2 separate regions of the Homo sapiens genome follow, and region 2 is linked to region 1. A link is a loop called in an ENCODE intact Hi-C map of the cell type or tissue named here. Cell type or tissue: mammary epithelial cell. All regions are shown on one strand.

Region 1 (2,500 bases):
ACTAAACAGGTTAATGTAGATGAAAGTTTAAGCACAGTCTGTGACAGTGAAGTGGTATGTATGCTCACTCAATTACTTTACTACCAGGGTTGTTAATGTTACTACACAGACATCTTTCCTTCCAAATTCCCTGGCTTTCTAAGAAGTTCACCCACAATTCTGCATGTTGGAGAGCAGCTTTGGTGTGAGTTTCTCATTGCTCTTGGCTCCACTTCACATTCGACTTCTTTCAGGTAATGCCTCCCCTGAGTTACCCATTTGAGTAGAGAGGGGGGCCAGGATTGCAACCATATCCCATATCTTTCATTCAGTCTCTAGAGATTCAAGGGCTATGTAAACAGGATTTCCATTCATACTGAAAATGACTAGGAGATAAAGCCACAGGCACACATCACAAAGAAATAAAGCTGAATAAAGACGGACAAGTAATAGAAGCCTAAAGAGTCAACCAAGCTATTGAATAAAATATATTCACTAATCCTGGAGAAAATACATGTTTAACATTCTAAGTTAGAAGACATGAAGGTAAAAAATTTGACCAAGGAATGTGTGAATCAATCAGATTTTACTGGCGCAAGGAATGTTTTGAAGAGTCATTTCAACATCTTATGTAATAATGAAATGTATCCAGAGAGAATAAAGGAGTTGACTCAGATCACATGTGTATGGAAAGAGCTCTGGTCTATACTGTGGGTCAAAAACGACTAGGCCAGTGGTTTTAATTGATACAACATTTCATACTTCTTTAATACTCTGTAGAGAATGCCACTTACTGTTGTTTCTGAAGTGACCTGAAGGACAGTTGAGAGCCAACCTAATGTAGGAATGTCTCTTGTCTCTTTTCCCAGCACGCTCTCCAGAAGGGAAAATCCCCAAACAAGTCTTCAAATATGAGCTTTTCAGCTATCCATGATAGCCTATAATTTCAAGCTTTTTAAGGTCATTCTGGGAGAGATGTTTAAGATGAGAGAGTTCTTTTTCCTTTTGAAAAAAGAAACCTCTGGTTTTCCAAACATTTCATAAACCTCTGGAATTCTTTGGAGTGAGCCAGAAGTGGAAAAAGTAACTGAAACTGCTTGGGAAAAATTAGTAGTAGCTGTTGAAAAGAGCATTTATCAGTAATCCAGACATCGAAGACATTTAGACTTTGTTGAACAGGCAGTTTGTGGTGAGAAATGACTGGTTTAGGGGCATTGCTAGTCAGGCAACCTGGGCTAGAACTGGCTGGGTTGTGTTGGTTTCCTAGGGCTGTTGTAATCAAGTACTGCAAAGGAGGTGCCTTAAAACAGTGTAAATTTATTATTTCACAGTTCTGGAGGCTATAAGTCCAAACCAAGTTTTCTGCAGGGCCATGCTTTCTCTGAAGGCTGTAGAGGAGAATCTGTTCCATGTCTTTCTCTTAGCTTCTGGTATTGCTGGTAATCCTTGGTGTTCCCTGGCTTGTAAATATGTACATCAATCTCAACCTCTGTTACCTGACATTCTGTCCCACAGTGGTTTCCTCTCCTCTTCAACATGTGTCAGTCTTATGCAAATGTACTCACGCACACAGTGACATCTAGTGGGTCTGGACATAGACAGTTGAATCCTCTTGAATGCTGGAATCCCTTTATGGTTTGACTATCTCTTTATTTGAGGATCATAAGTCTATGTGTTTCCAAGGAATTTTGCTGACACTATGCAGCTATCAGCATGAAATGAGGCTCAAGTTTATTAGTAGCTCTGTGAACGTAATAGATGGAAACTATATTTGACCTGTTTTTTTTTTCTTGGAAAGCCAATAAAATTTCACACAAGCCAGGATGGAACATGAGACACAAGGCATTTCCTCCACATTAGTATCTTTAAGCCATAAGAGAGGCAAAGTATCATCTGAAAGAGACTTCACATATTTGTGTATAAAGTTTTCTTCATTAAATGTGACTCTTAAATGGAAAAACAAAGATATGTTTTACACAGAGTCCCCTTCAACTTTTCTTTGGTCACCCTCTTCCTCCCCGACTGACAGCTTTGTTTTCATTCGTTGAGAGGTCTTTCTCTTATCCACAGTGGACGGATCATGTTTTCAAGAGCTTCTGCATATACAGTCACAATAATAGGGAAGTTTATTGAGATGTTCAAGTATGGTTTGGTTTAAATATTTATAATGATATATATATATTATATATAAATATATATAATATATATATAGACAGCTGATATGAATGAAGAACTACATGTCAAATTGTAAACATCAGATGAATAACATCAAGAAAGTAGAAATGTTTGTTTCTTGTGAATGTAGTCAGTGGTTCAAATGTGAATGTTAATATATTGTCAGATTACTGTGTAATGCTTTCAAAGGGGCCAGGAAATAAGGTAACTGCTTGTTCTAAGATAAATGTCTCACAAAAGATATGCTACCCTTTGTATTTTCTTTCTGAGAACCTAGCAAAACAAAAATAGTATTTGCCAACCATTTTTAATATTTGTAACTATGTAAATTTCAGCATGAGAGCTT
Region 2 (2,500 bases), 52 kb before region 1:
TTAAAAAGTGGAATGGATAGCAAAAATAGGAATTTGGAGTAACAGAAGTCCTGGGTAATCCTAAAATAATGCACATAGAGAACATATTTAAGACAATGGGTATAAATCATATTTCTGAGAAGTGGGAAACATGCCTTTCTTTCACAGATCTACTAGTGAATTATCATCTAAGCTATCTTAATATAAACCATAATGATGTAAATCGAAATCACTACTAAATAAATGAAGTGTTTCTGTGAAGTTAAACCAATTAATACTGCCTGTTTCTAAATCAACTTCCTATGAGCCTTTCTGTTAAAAGCACGTCCATTCTGACCATGCGGCTTTAAAACCTGCCTTCTTTCTCACCTCTTCTACTTCTGCAACAGTACTTATCCCTACTGTCTCTTTGCAGATCTTACAAGCAGGACTTTGGTTCAACTTTTATTTAATTAATTAACCTCTGAAATAATCTTCACACTTTTAGCCTTCTCCAACACATCTTGAAACACTTTTGCCAAATTTACCAAATTTAGCTTTGTCAAGTGTAATTCTGACCATACACTCTTTTGCAAAGAAAAAAAGTCCTTTTGTAGGCTACTCATTGTCTACACAATTAAGTGTGAATTCCTAAACTGGGTGTTGAAGGATATCTACATATCCTTTCTATTTGTCCTCTGCTATTTTCTTCATATATTGCGTACTCTGTTAGAGTAATAATGCTCTTCTCTTGCAAATTCATATGGCTACATGACTCGGCAAGGAGGGTTTTTAGTGATGTAGGTCTATACATTTTGTTTAAACAAGTTTATTGAGGTGTAATTGACATATAGTAAACTGTATTCAAAGTGCACAATTTGAAAAGCTTTAACATATATGCATACTTGTGAAACCATCACTACAATCAAGACGATGAACATATCTATCACTCCCAAAAGTTTTCTTGTACACAGAAAGAGGGCCTGGGATCGGCCCAGAGAAACAGAAGATACTTGGGATGTGGATCCCCCCACTGTGTGGCAGGTTTATCAGCCTCTGATTCTGCCTACACAATTTAGGCCATAAGATGGAGCCCTAGCCAGAAAATTTCAAATAGTTTCAGCCAAGTGTTTGGCTCTCTTCTGAAATTGGAAAAAGGATGATTTTTTTTCTTTCACTTACTTACTTTCCTACAAGAGTGTGAACTTGTTTTCTGCAGCCAAAACAAACAAGCTTGAAGATGATGGTATGTATCACACCCAACCACAAAAGCAAGGGGATTATCTGAGGCATAGCAAATGGCTTTGGCGTGTTTCCTGGTTTCTGCCTGTGCAACACACCTGATTAACTACAAAAATAGTCCTATAAGCAATGGAATTCTCTTTCTCCTCCTTTCCTCCCTGCTTTTCTTCCCTTCAGTATGAATTTGGGTGTGGACAAAATAATTCCAAATGGAAAGTCCAATAATGGGTCTCTATGATAGAAGATTACAGGGGCCTGCACTTACATGCAAAACCCTGGGGTGTGAGCAACCACCCTGTCTATTGCAGACAAAACACAAATCATGAAGACAGTGAGCAATAACTTATTTTGGCGTGAATATTAGCCACATCCATGTGCAATCAATGTTAGTCATTCTCAATGACACCCAATTTCTTTCTAAAGACAATACACATAAACATATAGCCATATTTCACATTTTTTGTTGTTTTGAGACAGTTTCTGCTCTTTTGTTCAAGATGAAGTGCAGTAGTGTGCACATAGTTCATTATAGCCTCAAACTCCTGGGCTCAGGCAATCCTCCTATCTCAGCCTCCTGAGTAGCTGGGACTATAGGTGTACATGATCAGGTCCAGGTATTTTTTTTTTTTTTTTTTTTCGTAGAGACAGGGTCTTCCTATATTGTCCAGGGTGGTCTGAAACTCCTGGCCTCAAGTAATCTTCCCTCCTTGACCTCCCAGATTGCTGGAATTATAGGCATGAGCCACTGGGCCTGGCCCCTATTTCATGATTTTAATAAGAAAGATCATTATCTCTTATCCCTGGCAATATGGTGCAATCAAGATTTTTACATTAAATATTTGAGAAAAATTACCGTTTAGATATTTCTGAAATGTGAATACCTTGAACAGGGCTGAATGCTATTCCTGAAGATGTTACTGGGCCCTTTACTCTCAAACAGGCATTTGAAGTAGGGGTCAAGATCTAATAGTCTCAGACCATTTAAGGGTCACTTGCAAGGGGATCTACCAAGGGGATAACATAAAGCCACCACTTAAGGGCTTGCAAGAACTGCTGGAAACCTTCTATCTGTAAATTCGTGAAGTGAATAATATATCATTGCAAATGACCACTATGCTGGTACTTTCAAAATAAACTTTTTGTTGAAGTATAACAGATAATGTGCACAGTTTAAAAATGTATGGCTGGATGAGTTTCCACAAAGTGCATATGCCTACATAATCACTCCTTGTATCAAGAAGCTGATCATTGGAATCCCGTCTTACCCCTTCCTGATAAGGTAACCACTATTCTGGTATGT

What was found. A loop is a pair of places that touch in the nucleus more often than their neighbours do. Peaks named below come from ENCODE experiments on the same cell type or tissue, not always from the same donor. Only the 100,000 strongest peaks of a DNase experiment are listed, where the experiment ranks them.
Region 2: it touches region 1 in a loop (6-fold over the local background); 2 of 110 quality-filtered maps call a loop at or near these places.

Annotation. Positions count from the first base shown.
Region 1 is chr6:74,938,551-74,941,050 of GRCh38, reverse strand. No RefSeq gene overlaps it. Among named protein-coding and RNA genes, the nearest start is that of SNORD156, 190 kb to the left of the region's middle. In mammary epithelial cell, a CTCF peak has its summit at 1,558 (motif pointing left); no DNase peak of the experiment used is centred here.
Region 2 is chr6:74,990,781-74,993,280 of GRCh38, reverse strand. No RefSeq gene overlaps it. Among named protein-coding and RNA genes, the nearest start is that of SNORD156, 140 kb to the left of the region's middle. In mammary epithelial cell, a CTCF peak has its summit at 1,029 (motif pointing right); a DNase peak (open chromatin) is centred at 1,370; H3K27ac peaks cover 2,308 bases.